2 separate regions of the Homo sapiens genome follow, and region 2 is linked to region 1. The links are chromatin loops, found by intact Hi-C in ENCODE. Cell type or tissue: heart left ventricle. All regions are shown on one strand.

Evidence for each region. A loop is a pair of places that touch in the nucleus more often than their neighbours do. Peaks named below come from ENCODE experiments on the same cell type or tissue, not always from the same donor. Only the 100,000 strongest peaks of a DNase experiment are listed, where the experiment ranks them.
Region 2: a loop joins it to region 1, with 5 times the contacts of the local background. A loop is called at or near these places in 17 of 110 quality-filtered maps.

Annotation. Positions count from the first base shown.
Region 1 is chr1:119,866,921-119,874,920 of GRCh38, forward strand. No RefSeq gene overlaps it. Among named protein-coding and RNA genes, the nearest start is that of ADAM30, 26 kb to the right of the region's middle. In heart left ventricle, a CTCF peak has its summit at 4,161 (motif pointing right); a DNase peak (open chromatin) is centred at 4,181; H3K4me3 peaks cover 377 bases.
Region 2 is chr1:120,140,545-120,148,544 of GRCh38, forward strand. No RefSeq gene overlaps it. Among named protein-coding and RNA genes, the nearest start is that of SEC22B, 32 kb to the right of the region's middle. In heart left ventricle, no CTCF peak of the experiment used is centred here; no DNase peak of the experiment used is centred here; H3K27ac peaks cover 585 bases.

The sequences.
Region 1 (8,000 bases):
CTGTACAGAGGGGCTAACAGGGATCTCAGGTGATATAGGTTGGGTTCCTAGGAAGTCTCCTCCTGAGATGGATGCAAAGGGGAACTTGCACATATCAAGGACTCAGTAAACATGTGTCTTGGGAGTTAGGAACATATGGAAGGCATTTCATAGTTTGTACACATTTTTGTCAACATGAAAATAGCAGGCATCTAGACTTATAATCTCCTAAAGAAAAGATACAGAAACTTGACAATCAAGGGTTCCATCCACTTAAGAACCAGTGAACTCTGAGAGAATCCTAAGTGTTAGCTGATATTGCCCTATCCCAGCCCACAGACCCCACACTTTTAAGATTTGTTGGGTTTCCTATGTGTGGTCAAAGGAACACTAGCCTAATGAATTTGACACTCTGAATAAATAGATAGTTCAGGGAATGTAATGTTACATAGTTATAACACATTACTTATCACTCTCACTGCAGTAGCCTTTCTGAAAATGAAAATGAAATCCCTGATATTCAACTGAAACACATGGTAGTCAAAACATAAAGGTTGGGTTTGTAGTTTATTCTAATTATTGAGTCCTCAGCTTGAATGAGGGTAAGTAAAGTGCAGATCCCACTGGAATGTCTTCTAGATTTGTGAAGTGGAATGAAGGGTAAAGGGAGAATGCAATTATATAGCTTAGTATAATAAAATATCTTTCCCACCTCACAATTTCTTTTTTATTTTGTCTGATCTCAGGGTTCCAGGCCCAAGTGTAGCACCAATGCCTAACCGTGGGCAGAGAAGAATCCACTTCCCAGGTACCTTCACTATTTGGGGGCCTATAAAGGTGGAGCTCCTCAAAGGTAGGATTGCTGGCATGTCTTAGATGTCTCAGAGGCCTTTGGACAGGAAATGCCCAAGTGTGTAGGTGAGGGGATGGTTGCCTTTTACAGAGTCCAGCAACATAACTTCTGAGAGCACATCCTGTACCAAGAGCTTTGTTTTTTTTTTTTTGTTTGTTTGTTTTTGAGACAGAGTCTCGCTCTGTCACCCAGGCTGGAGTGCAGTGGCGTGATCTCAGCTCACTGCAAGCTCCACCTCCCAGGTTCATGCCATTCTCCTGCCTTAGCCTCCCTGGTAGCTGGAACTACAGGCGCCTGCCACCACGCCCGGCTAATTTTTGGTAGTTTTAGTAGAGACGGGGTTTCACCATGTTAGCAAGGATGGTCTCTATCTCCTGACCTCGTGATCTGCCCACCTTGGCCTCCCAAAGTGCTGGGATTACAGGCGTAGAACTTTGATACCCATCCCAAAGATACCATATCTATACATTTAAATTTGGAATGTGTATTCCTAATAGTATTTCAGGATGGAATTTAACTTCACATCATGTAGCCTTATGGAAGCCAACTTTGTATGCAGCTCAATTCCAAGCTTGGTCAGGCTTCTGCTTGGCCCCATCCCAGGTTAAACAGTACCTGTAAACTGGTTTCACCACTGGGAAAAGGATATGTGTCCAGGATATAATAAAAAGCCTTAGAGACAGATTATTGCACACCATAGGGGTGTTCTTAGGTGTGTAATGATTCCAGATAGGATTGCTATCATGCTATTTCTAAGAATAATACTCTGAACTAACTCTCTGAGATCTGGCACTGACTAATGGCCAACGCTGGAAGGAATCATTGTTCCTTTTCTTAGACAAGGAAAATTGAACTCCTGCTGATTTGGCTAAAATCTCCACAAAATGATTTGGAGAAAAGACACAAAGAACTGTTTCTTTCAGCTGCTATGATCTCCCTTTACTGAAGGATAGCCTGGGAAAAGAAAAAAGGTAGCCCAGTCAATTTTCATTGTAAACAGATAGTGACAGGCTGCCTGGTAAATACACCAATGGTCCTTACTATTGGAAACCTTCTTATATGTGGAATGCTTTTAGTAAGATGTGTCTGATCTACATAGGTAATCATGGTAGTGAGACCTGGAATCTGTAGATTTGCATGCCATTGTTACTTGGAAATTGTCACATAGTCTATGCAACTATCAGCTTTATCAAATGGAAATGACCAAAAATGGCTCCATATTTAAGTAAGTTACAATCTCGCACATCACTTACAGAGCTCTTATATTACATCTGGGCTACATTATTTCCTAATATGGAAGGGAGGCTCTTTGGGGAATGATGGTGGTGCTCTCATACTTGTGATTTGTGTGTGTCTCACAATTAGCTTTCTTCTTGAGTATGATAATATCAATTAATAAAATTTGAAACTAGGTATGGTTTATGATTCTCATAAGGTTTATTTGCAACCCGATCTTTTGTGTTTTCTCCATTTCATGTGGATATTCTCTTATGCAATTCCCTGACCTTTCTTAAAATAGAGGTCATGTCCTTTGCAGGAACATGGATGGAGCTGGAGGTCATTATCTACACCAACTCAGGAACAGTAAACCAATACTGCAGGTTGTCACTTATAAGTGGGAGCAAAATAATGTGAGCACACAGACACAAAGAGGGGAACAACAGACACTGGAGCTTACCTGAGGGCGGAGGTTGGGAGGAGGGAGAGGAGCAGAAAAAATAACTATTGGGTACTAGGTTTAGTACCTGGGTAATGAAATAATCTATGGAATATGAGTTTATATAACAAACATGCACATATACTCCTTAACCTAAAATAAAAGTTTAAAAACATAGTGACTGTTGGCCAAAGTCAAACCAGAATAATCAGTGTGTAGGGTCATGGTTAGCTTATGGATCAAATACTCCGTGGCCTTTAGGTCCCTATTAAACTAAATATGTTACCGAAGTTCCTTCCCAAACCATATATTCTTTTGTATGTGCCCATTTCCAACTCCAGAAGCATGATGCCAGTTTTCACTGCTACTTTATGGTCTCTGTTTTGAACTCCAGTAATCTTAACTTACAAATTGAAGCTTTCTGTTTTATTACATGGACTGAGAGGTCAAGATAAGTACAGCTTATTGAAGGGCGTAAAGAGACTCTTGTTTCTCTGAAGAACAATGGAGTTGAGCAGCACTCTTTGTTCTTAATGAATTATCTTTTATATTTATCTGGAAAGTGGGTGATTTTTATACTTATTATTAAAAGTTTTATACAGAGTTATTTATACTGCCTCTATTTATCCCATTGAGAAGTGAGTTCATATTGTACCAGTAACTCAAAGATAATTCATCACTCTGAAAACTTACTTTTACCCACTGAGCAATTACAGGCTAGGACTCCAATGGATCTTAATAAGCTTGGTACATAATTGCTCAATATATGGTATGTGATAAGCTTAATTTTATTAGCACTCCTCATAAATCAGCATAATGTGATTTTCAGAGGGAAGCCAAATGGCTTGGAGCTCTGGCATACTGAACCTTGTTGTTTGTGGTCAACAGCTCTATGGTGATGTGGGGTCTTACGAGGCTTCCTGACAGATGAGAGGTATCTCAAGGGACTCTACTTCAACAGGGAGGTAATCACAGCTTCCTCATTCCCAGCATAATTTAAAACACCTTTGTTTTCAATCATTTTATTCACTATTCTTTTTCTTCTCACACACTCTTGGGATCCTGCACCTTCCCCTCATGGCTGTATCTCTCTTTTTCTCCCACCCACGACAGTCTCCAGGCCCATGGGACTGAGGAAGTAGTTGTCTGGTGGTGGCGCTGAGTTTTTCACTTAGGAGCTGCCCTAGTGCTGCCATGTCCCACTGAGACCTTTTTCGTGACTTGACCTCCTTAAACCATTATTTCACTTCAGCTCATCCATGTAGGTTGGAAGAAAATTGGGCCATTTATAAAATGCATAATGGAATTCTTCCTCATCTCTCCTAACACGGGCAGCAACTGTGACCTCCAAGAAAACTCTTGCCCTGAGCTCCGAAATCCTCCAGCATGAAAAGGAGAAAAGATAAACTGAGGCTGAACTCCAAGAGCTGAAGGAACTCTACTCTGGGCCTTCCAGGTAAGACCCCTTCCCTGGAGGAGGGAAGTTCCTTGCTAGGGATCACCAAGGACAAAGGACTTGCGCTACACCTGCTGATTCCTTCTATTTTCCTCTGATTTTAAAACAAAGTAAAACACGCGCGGGTGCCTACTATACTTAAAGAATAAGTTGGTCTTCCAGGTTAGCACTGCTTCTAGGGCCAGGAGGACCCCTAGGGCTCTGCTTGCAGTCCCCACGGGGGCCACAAGAGTGCGCCATGGTGCTTTCCCTTGGAACTCTGTAATGAAGCAAGATGCCTGCCGGTTTCAGTTCCTGGGAGATTGTGGCAAATATTAGCCCTGCGTATCCAGAGGTTCCTGACTTTTGGTCACACCATTCCAGGGAGCGGCCTAAGGCCTGCACTGCCCAGGCCTCGGGAGTTGGCTGTGGAGGCTCAGAGCCTCGGGTGAAGCAATCTTATTTGATTTCCTCGAAAACAGATCCTAACCGGAGAAAGACGCATTCATGCTTCTTCTGTTGGTGGAAAATATTCCCTCGTATTTCTCTCAGACTGAGCAAACCTTCCAGTAGTCCGGGGCCTCCTGCTGTGTGCTTTGGGGCAATTCAATTGGGAGAGTGGAGGAGAAGCAGTAACAAGATAGGAGGAGAATGGCAAGACTGGGGAGGTGGAGACAGATGAGAAAAGGGCCAAAGAGACACATGCGGAAGAGTGGTGGGGCACGGGGGGCGGTGGGCGAGCTGACTGTCAAGGTGGTTCTCTTGTCATCCGCAGAAGGGCAGACCCTTTCTCTGGAATGCCCCCGACCCTACTCTGTGCCCACACATCCTACCGTGGTCAAGCATCCCCTAGCTGCCTTTCTTTCTACAAAACAGCTTCTTATCCCTTTTCCTTTCCGCTGATTATGGGGACTCTTTCATTTTCTTTCTTTCTTTTTTTTTTTTTTCAGAGTCAGGGTCTCACTCTGTCTCCCAGGCTGGAATGCAATGATGTGATCATAGCTCACTGCAGCCTCGAACTTCGGGGCTCAAGCAATCTTTCCACCTTAGCCTCCTAAGTAGCTAGGATTATAGGTGTGTGCCGCTATGCAGAGCCCAATTTTTTCTTAACCTCAAAAAGGCTTAGATTAGTGAAACACAGGGCCTGGAATTCCATTCCTTGTGTGTAACCCAGAGGCATTGGTGCTCCCATGCCCCCGGACACCATTACATGAATGACCACAGCCACACTGTGCCTAACAGCCACAAACTGGAAACAGCCCAGATGCCCATCATCAAGCATGTGCATAAACAGATTATGGTATATTTCACTAGCAACGAAAGTGGGTGAATCAGTGATGACTGTTAAATCCACAACATTTAGTTAAAAAAAAACCCAGGCATAAGAGAATACACGTGTATGATCACAGGTTAAAACCTAGACCCATCAGGAGGGCGGGCATGAGAAGCAGAAAATTATAAAGAACCAAACATCGTGAAAATCAGGTAATGGTCATTGCTAAGGATATGAGGGGTGCTGTGGTGAGGAAGGGGCATGTGGGAAGCTAGTATTTAGTCCTAGCTAGTGCTTGCATGTTAACATATGCAAGAATTTATACCTATGTTTTATTCAACTTCTGTATATTGCATTACACAATTAAAGAAAAAATATTATTTCTTGTCAGTACATATCCTAATAACTAATATTAGCAGAGCTTTTACCAGGAACCATACTGTGCTAAGTGTGCATTTGGGTTATTTCAGTCGGCACAGCATACTGAGCTGTGGGTACTATTATGTCCATATGACACACAGGGAAAGGATAGGAGGTAACCCTGGTCCCAGCCAGGCCAGCGATGTCACCAGGACTCTAGGAGGCCCTCTGTGCAGAGATGGTGCTGGCAACCACAAGCCATACCTAATGTCCCAGAGCAACAGCAGTGCTTCAGAGGAGCCTGGAGCCCTTTGTATTCTAAAGCCTGGGACTGTGGTGCCAAGTGCTTTCCGGGGGGAAAGGATTGTCCTGACTCCTGGGACCTCTCAAAGCAGAGAGTGTGGAAACTGGCACAGCACAGCACAGCCCAGTTACCTGCAGGTATTTTGTGAGCCCAGAGGATAGAGTTCCTTAAGGACAGGGTTGTCAGAGTGTTCCAGGTGTCTTAGAGGCATTTAGACAGGATGTCTAAAGGCAGAAGCAAGGGTTGGTAATCTCCAACAGAGTCCAGAAAATTTGGAGAGAATGGACAACAGAGATGAGACAGAGCCTGCAAGACATAGCATGAGATTCCCACATGCACTTCTTATGTTCTCCCGAAAGATCATTCCTGATGGAAACATGTGGAAGCATGCTTGCATGCATGCCTATGCACACACACACACACACACACACACACACACACAGAGCAACAACAAAATAAAAAATAGAAGCTGGCAGCAATGGTGCAGTGACCGCACTGCAGCCTTTTACTTGAACTTGATGGCACAGGGAAATGTCCTGACAGAAAGGGCAGGTGGTTTATAAGCCCCAGTGAGATGATGTTCTAGAGATATGCCTGGATACCTGGATGTTCCTTTAGGAAATGAAAATAGTCCTGAGGGTTGGATAAAGATGAAGCACTTTATTAAACTGTATTTGGCCTCAGGCCATCTTATCACAGAATTTCTGCTCTGGTAGATATCTACACGAGAAAGAAAGAGGTTTTAAAGACCCCAAAACTAATTAGAGCAGTGTAGATAAATGTTTTGTCTACATAGATTGTTATTTGATTTTTAAAAAAAGGTTCATTTCCTTCAGAATTAAAGTTGACCCTAAGCTCAGCTCACAAATTCTTCTCTGTGGCTGCTTTTGGTTTTGGGTTCACGCCTGGGGCAGATGTGATTTATTTTCTTGTGCTTGTTATTAATCCAGAAATGTAATTTCAGTGTGGGCTTGGAATAGTGCTCTGGGACATGAAGCAGAAGTGAACAATGGAGGTTAGGTGGATATGAGTCAAAGAAAACTGACCACACTTTCTCTCAGCTCTCTTTTACAGCATGATGAGCCTCAAGAGCTGGGGGAGGTTTCCATTGCTGTCAGTGCTCCCAGTTCAGTAAAAATGTTTGGCATGAGTTGACAAGTACATTTGCCAGAGGTGGTGCATGAGCTCCTTGTGTCTGGGAATGGAGATTTTCATCATGGTGCTTTTATTTTGAGCTAGATGTTCCTGTTTCAGTCCAGCCTCTAGCTGGTGAAGAGTTATTCTCTAGAATGAGGCTTTTCTCACAACCATCTTTCTATTTTTTTTTAAGACTGTAGGGATGGAGCTTTTTGATTGAGAGAGGAAAATACTTAAATCTGGGACTGGACAGGTATTCTCACTTATATTCTGCATGGAGGAATGGGAAAATGTGTCTCATATTTCAATTTATCTGCTGTCAACTTGATTGTGAGGACTCTACAGTAAGCCTGTTCTCTGAATTCTACCTCCTCACCCCAAATTCAGTTTCCTATCAGTTGGGCAGACTGCCACAGTGCTAACTGGAAGCACCCTTGCCCCAGATGTCCCAGAGTTGATTAGTGGCGCTGTTGGTGGAAACAGGGACAAGTGGATAGTCTAGCCCCACATGCAGGAGGTGAGACTGCAGGATCTTTCCTGCCCTGCAGTCCATGACTCAGGGTGTAGCCTTGGCTATGTTACAGGCACGATCCAGTTTAACTTCATGGCTCTCTAAGCCTCCATGGAATGATTGTAAGTAGGTTCAATAACATATTTATTGAACAACTACTACATGAAGTATATTATGCTAGATGCTGTAAGAGACACAAAGAAAAAATTAATTCCTATTTTAAGAGTAGTAAAATTCACTAGGGAGAAATAAGAAAGTCCACATATAGTCACACTAAGAAGTAGAAAGTATGTGTGAATGTGAATTTCTTTTTTTTTAATTTTTATTATATTTAAGTTCTGGGATACATGTGCAGAATGTACAGGTTTGTTACATAGGTATACACGTCCCATGGTGGTTTGCTGCACCTATCAACCCGTCATCTACATTAGATATTTCTCCTAATGCCTTCCCTCCCCTAGCTCTCCACCCCTTAACAGGCCCCAGTGTGT
Region 2 (8,000 bases), 270 kb after region 1:
TAGATTCTAAATAGACCTTTATCAGATGCACAGTTTGTGAATATTTCTAAAATTTTCTCCAAACATTAGATCTTTTTAGAGACATGTTGGATTTGACATGTGTCCATGTTTTAAGTAAGATTTTTAAAATAAGAATACAGGGCAAGTTGAAATAAATGGTAACTCATTGCATCTAGTAAGTCACACACATACACACACCATCCTCCAAAAGCTCAAAGCATGTCAAGATACAAATCACACCAGTGTTAGCCTCTTATTTATGTGTCTTAGCCCTGCCTACTCAAGAGCCTGTCTCCTCTTGACAGCTCTGTCATATAGGGTAGAAAATATAGAACAGCTGTGACCAGGGCTTACTCATCTGTACAGTCACTAGATGATAATAGTTATAAAAATTAACATGTGTAAAGGGCTTTGTGGCATATAAGCCACTACTGGGCATATGATTTTAATTCAATTTTAATCTTTATAGAAACTCCTCTCCTCTCCTCCTCACCTTGGATGGGGGTATCAAAGCTTAGGAATGAAGTGACTTGTTAAGATCTCTCACTATGCTTTTTCCTCAAGTACATAAACATTCCTGAACCTCTCTCAATTAAAAAAATGGAATTCATTCCTTATTACACATGCTTTCTAGCCAATCTTTCTTCTTTCATAACTAAGTGTTTTAGAGTAGCTTACACTCTCTGCCTCCCCCTCTTTGCATTCATATCGCTATTTTTTCCTTGTCTAAGGAATGTAATGTACTACATCAGGTCACATGCTGAAAGATTGCACCTGGGGAATGCAGTCACCCACCTACCGCAGTTTGGCTCATGTATAGATATTAAACACAACTTGAGGAATATCCTTGACTACTGAAGAAAGTAGGCAAACTCTGGGCAGGCACTCAGACTTGGGAAGCTTGCGGCATTCCTCTGAGGTCTAAGGAGCTTCCCATTCTATGGCTATCCTCCCTGTCCTTTCCTTTCTGAAGGAAAGGAAGGAAGGAAAGAAGGAAGGGAGGGAGGGAGGAAGGGAAGAAAGGAAGAATAGTTTCAAAACAAAGTTGTCTGACTACAAATTCTGTTCTGTTATTAGATCCTTTCCAATTCACTGTTGTTGTGGTTGTTAAAATAAAGCACAAATTTTTACCACTTGTAGTAGAGAGGCCTTGTGAGAGACAGTTCCTCTACTCCAGAATTGTCACCCCTGTCTCCTATCAAAATGCCTCAGATTCTTCCATTTAAACTTTGGTAATGATGTCAATCTTGGAAGACTTTCTGGGTTGAGCAGATTAAAGAAGCTGAACATGATAGAAGGGAGAAGAAAGCTGCAAGGAACAGGGACTGGCCTGATGGCCTGCTTCATCTATTGCCCAAGCTCCCCACAGCCAGCTCTGGTCCCTTGTAGGATAGAAAGTACAACACAAAGAGGTGACTGAATAACTTAATGGTCTTGGATACACAGTCAGTCCTCTGCTCTCCCATCTGAACTAACAATATTTCCTGTTCTGTTATCTGAAGTGTGAGGTTGGCACTCTATGATGACACAAGTGCCCACTTCCAGCCAAGCCAAGCAACCTTTCCTCCAGACTGAGTCAGTCACCTCCATTCTTTGTGTTCTGACCTTCCAGCTGCAAAAGTAGGGCCCAGATCTCACCTTCTTAGATTCTGAGGTAGTGAACCTGAACAGGTGAATTATAGAGCCACTGTGAAGCTCTAGATTTCCAAGGAGTTCTCCACCTTACCAGTGTTTAAAATCTGTACTTAGTTCCTATATATTTTTCCACACTTTTCATTCCCTTTCCTATAATTCCTTAATATCTCCTTTGATAGCAAAAGGGACAAATGTAAACAGGTTAGGCCATGAGCAAAATCAAGTAGGTAACATATGTCTTTGCTGCTCCATCTCCTTCCTTTCTCCTCCCTCCATTGAAGTCAGGAATCTAAAAATAGTCATCATACCTTAGTGTATATTTAAAGTTCTCTTAACTGTATCTCACAAGGGCTTTATTTTTAGTTACAAAATTTTTATAAGTTGTTTTGGCCACTACTAGAAGCAGCCTTTCAGGGAGGTAGCAAAGGCATTTTTAGGGAACATTTTTAGGAGTCTTCATCTGGGAATCACCCCAAGCAGGGAGCTCCTCAGAAACATTCTCATGCCCCGGACCTTCGTGCTCGCCACGCTTGACTGTGTAGGGAGTTTGAGATAAAATGGTCTACAGTCATTCATTTCGGGTACCTTCCTCTGGACTCTACATTTCTGGTCACTTTTCTGTCATCACCCAGCTTCTTAGGTCAGTACCCGGTGATACTCATGGTGATCCGGGAAGGCTGGACCAGGGAAGTGGAGGACAGGCTGTGCTGATGGTTTATTAAAGTCTGTGGCTTCTTACTCCTCCACAAGACTCCTCATCAGAGGGTGCGGCTTGGGTCATGCTGGGCACTCAGCAGCTTTGTGGTGGGTATCGGTTTGCGCTTCCTCCCCTTTGCTTTCGATTCAATGCTTTCCTGTTGCAGTCTGAGCAGCTCTATTTAACCGCAGCCTCACAGCAGCTACCACTGCATGCAAACTGGATCCATCTAGGGGCAAGTATAGGGCAACCAGAGGGTAAGGGGTTGAGAGGTAAGAAAGGAGACTGCTAGAAGTCAGCTGGAAATGAAAAATTCCAAAGCTAGAATGTCACGATGAATAACAACCAAGAAAACATTCCAGTACCATGAAAAAAAGTACGTTCCAGTTTACATTCGGCTATGATTTTTAAAAACTGAACCCTAAGTTAATTAGTTCAAATACAGTTTCATTAGAAAATATCTTTGCATTTTTCAAAGAAACATATAGGATAATATAAATCCTGGCTTTAATTCAAGAATTAATAAAAAAATATTAAGAATCCCAGTTCAGTTCTGATTCAGGAATAAGATAACTGATAATTTGAGGCTAGAATTTAGTCTACAGATGTTAGAGGCCCTACAGTAGAATGCTCCGAGCAGAGGAAACAGCATCTGTGAAGGCCTAGAGGCAAAAGGAAGCAGGGTGTGTTTGAAACACTGGAGGTCAGTGTGAGTGGAGTTCAGACTGATGGCAAGTTACTGATCATGAGAGGCTTATGAACCGTGATAAGAAGTTCGGACTCCATCCTAAGGACAGTGAGAAGCAACTAAAGGATTTTAAACACAAGTGGTGAATTTACAGAACTGCATTTACATAAAGAACCATCTAGTGGTTAGTGGAAAATGATCCAAGGGGAGAAAACCTGGGGGCAGGAAACTAGCAAAGGGATGTGCAAAATGCCACATAGATGGTGATCACTTAGGCCAGTGGGGACAGGGAGAAATTGATGGATTCAAATATGTAGATTATACTGAATTTGGTTATTGACTGAATGTGGAAGGTGAGCAAAAGAGGCATTAAGGATGAATCCTACATTTCTGCCTAGAAAAACTGGGTAGATGGTGTGGCATATGTTTGGATAAGGAGCATTATTGGAGGAATAGGTTTGAGGGAGGGAGTTGGTTAATAGGCTTTCAGGAATTTCTAATTGAAGTTCTAGAAAGCAGTCAAAAGAGGTCAGGGAAGATAGAGATTTGGAAATAATTGGCAGATAGATCTCAATAATGCCATGGAAAGGGATAATATTTCTCACAGAAAATGTTTAGAGAGAAAAGAGGCTGATGTAGAACAGGGTTCTGAGGAACACCAGTACTTTAGGAGTAAAGAGGAGCTTGCAAAGGATGCTGAAGACCCATGACTAAGATAGGGAAAAAACAATAGTGCAAAGGAAGAGTGAATCTATCAAAGAGGATGTGACCAAAAGCATCACATGCTACCCTGATGCCAAGTAAGATCAAGGCTGATGTATCCACTGGATTTAGTAATATGGGAGGTGGCGGGGGGGCGTTACTGTCCTGAGTGAAAGCCCTTTCAATACAATGGGAGCTGATGCCAGTTTAGATTGGGTTAAAAATTGTTTGAGAAGTGAAGAAATGGAAACAGCAAGAGCAGACATCTCATTCAGCAAGCTACACATACTACTCCTTTTCCCTCTACCTCTACCCTCTAAATTCCCTTTCACGCTGTCCCTATTTGGTAAATCTTGCTCATTCCAGGACAGGGCTGGAGTGAAGGAGATTTGCAAACAAACAAACAAAAATCTGAGGAATATATATATGTTTTTCCAGAAGCAAATTTAGCCAGGGCTGAAATTCAGGAAGTGAGTGACTTATTCCATGCTCACCAGACAAGAACTTTCAGCCAATAAAGAAGGGCTACACACTCCCTGGTGCCAATGTGGGGGTGTTGGTTACGTTAAGCCAAGAATGTGATGCAATTCTCAAGAACAGGAAGAGGTTTGGCTGGAATAGAAAGAGGACTCTGACTTGGTAGTGGTGGTAGCAGAAGTGGAGTGGGAAACAGGTAGTTTTTTCAAAAGAGTAAAGCTAGAGATTAACTGGCAAAAGCAGAAGGAATTGATAAACTGTAACTGAAAGCCTTCCTATTCCATCTCTGGTTGTAATAAAGCAGACAGAAAAAGCCTCACATTCAGAATTGGCTCTTCTAGCAATTATGAAAGAAATTACCCACCCCCTGGAGCTCTCTTGACATATAGGGTGTCCCTCTGGACTTTTTCTTCAAGCAAAGAGCAGCTATTTTGATTACAGATTAGAAAATTTATCTGTAAAATGGGGGATAGTAGCTATCAACTTCACAGGGCTATGGTGAGTATCAAAGGGAAAACATGTCTGTGAGAGCACCTTATACGCTATTAATATGCCTAGCCTACTTATAGTAGGCTAGCCTACTAGTTACTTATAGCCTACTGCTCAAGTTATCACCAAGGTCTGATTTTTTGACAAAAAAAAAATTGCAACCTCCGGCCTAAGTGAGTTAAGAACAGTTCAAATGATAGTTGCTCTTGTCATTACAAGATAATTCACTGACTAAAGATAGAAAGGCACGGGGATATTTGAATAATGAAAGAATGAGAAAGATTAGATGTAGACAACATTTTATCTGAATGACAAACATATACTCTATGATAGGAACACATTTAGACACTGCTGAGGATCACTCTTTGGACTTAGGTAGGCATCCTAAACTATAAATCAGGCCTGAACACCTTTTCTCTTACACATACAAAACAATTTATTTAAAAACTGGTGCTAAGTAGGATCTACAAATCTAGAGTTAAATGGAAAAACATGGGTAGGAGTTTCTGGAAATATAAGTCAAATAATTAACATAAGATTGAAGAAACAGTCAATTATTTTCTTCACAGGACAGAGAAAAGGAAAAATCTTATTTGGAATGAATGTTATATTTATTGTAATAGGATTAGCTTTGTCACCTAAATACCATCATTTTTAAAGGGCTATTCTTTACAGTATAGTTCTTTTCCTCTCAAGGAAAAACTGCTTTAGACATTTTAATTGAGGAAAAGGCAGAGCCTTTGGAGTTTTGCTGCCCGCTTCTGGGAACATGAAGTCATAGCCTGAGAAATTGCTAGAGGATCCTAAATATTGCAATATATAACAGGAATAATTCCCTTTTCCCTATCAAAAGTAAAATAACTGTGAAACTGGATGTTAGTCTCCAGAGAAAAGCCAGGATTGTACTGGTCACAAATGCTTTTTTAAACAGTTATAATAGTAATAGAAGTGAAACAGTATGGTATACTTGTACATCACTTCAAGGTTTATAAAATCTTCATGACCATTATTGCATTTTACCTTCTTTTATCCTCAAATAGTTCAAGTGAAGTAGGCAGAACAGACGTTATTCTCATTTTCACATGGGGAAACTGAAGTACACAGTGTCTAAAAAACTTACCTAAAGTTCTGCTAGAGTGCTGAGCTGGGCCTTGAAGTCGTCTCCCGACTCAGAGTTCAATGCTCTTTTCACCCACTTCCCTACTGCATGCAATGTAAGTAATTTGTTTCTGTTGCAGTTACATCCCTCCTCAGCAATGTCCACATTACACCACAGTGTCCAGTAATTTATAGAAAGAAATCTGCTGCTTTGTATATGATTCTAGCAAGGCTACGCTGTTATTGTGGCAAAAACGGATATATTTAAATTCCACAAACGAGTGGATGGGCTATAGCAGAACTTCTTAAACTTCTGCTTGGAAGTTCTTTAGTGTCTTTTTTTCTTCTTCTTCTTCTTAGATTCTTTAAAGCAAGCAGAGTTTTGTAATATTAAGTCTCAACTCTGCTACTAGGGAAAAATGAGTTTGAGAAAGACGGAAGAAAAAGTGGAGTATAAAAATTTTTAAAAATCAAGAAAAACCAATTTGAAAGTCAAAGTTCTTTTATTCTAAAGCTCTAAGTGTGCAAATAAACCCACTCTGTATATTTATGCAAATAGCTAAACAAAAGGCAGATAAATAGATATAATCTTCAGTCCATGTATTGGCCTAACTGCTTGTCCCTGCATGCCCAGTCCAACAAACCTCACTGCCTACCTACACAACCAGCAAGTAAAAAATTGGGAGTTTAGCAGGTACAAATTGCCATCAGTTGGTCAAAACTAAGCCGGTAAAACCAGTTTCTTGGGTATGGTAAAATATTTCTTACTTTATATGGCATATTGGTCAAGGTATTTATCACTGAACTGGAGTCACTTTTTCAAAAAATTAGTTAACAGATCTGAAATGCTCATTAAATATTGTCTCCACAACATAAAAGTAATCGTAAGCATAATGGTCAATTGGAAACATTCCCAGTCCAAGATTTGTTGCTATATTTGACTTCTGTGCTTTCTCCCCAAGTCTAATTTATCTCTATGCCTTAATTTCTCCTCCTTCTTTGCCTCCATACCTTTCAATTGTTTCTGCCACCAAAGAATCAATTTCACTTGCTGTATTTTTTTCCCTTCTCCAATGTGTTTACTATATGTTGATATAATTGTACTGGTTCTCTCTTTTGTTGCGACTTTTCAATGTGCCTTTCTTTTCCCATTTCATTACTAGACCTACACCGTTTTGCCCCACTTTTGTTTTCTTCTTTTATTCAAATTGTGTGTACCTATGATTCATGAAACCCAGTTCCAAAAAACTTATGCATACATCTCTGTAATTCAGTGAACTTATACCATGAATATTTGTTGCACACCTCCAATGTGTCAGCCACTGTACCCAATGCCAAGGATTCAAATTGAATAATAATTGATCTCTATCCCAGGCATCTCATAAGGCACATAGCCAAGGAGACAAACAAGTATGCACTGACAGCTAGTTTAAATTTGTAGGTTTTATAATAGAAATATGAACAAGTTATTGTGGGAGAATGAAAACACAGCTTCTCCCAGGTCAGAGAGTAGGGGGGTATGAGAATGTCAGAAAGGCTTTATGAAAGAGACATTTGAGCTGGGTCTTTGAAGGAAGAGCAGAACTTTACCAGGTGTCTTGTTTGTTTTGCTATATGCTTTATTTTACATTTTTAAAAAACTTTTCTTTAAGGTTTTGGTGTACAGATTATTTTGTTACCTGGTAATAAGCACAGTACCCAATAGGTAGTTTTTCTGTCCTCTCCCTCCTCCCACCCTCTACCGTTAAGTAGGCCTTGGTGTCTGTTGTTCCCTTGTGTACATGTGTACTCAATGTTTAGCTCCCGCTTATAAGTGAGAATATGCGGTATTTGGTTTTCTGTTCCTACATAATTTAGCTTGGGATAATTGCCTCCAGCTCCATCCATGTTGCTGCAAAGAACATAATCTTATTTTTTTATGGCTGTGTATATTCCACGGTGTACGTGTACCACATTTTCTTTATCCAGACTACCACTGATGGGCATTTAGGTTGATTCCATGTCTTTGCTATCGTGAATAGTGCTGCGATGAACATATGCGTGCATGTGTCTTTATGGCAGAACAATCTATATTCCTTTAGGTATATATCCAATAATGGGATTGCTGGGTCGAGTGGTAATTGTTTCAGGTTCTTTGAGAAATCACCAAAGTGCTTTGCACAACGGCTGAACTAATTTACATTCCCATTAGCAGTATATAAGTGTTCCATTTTC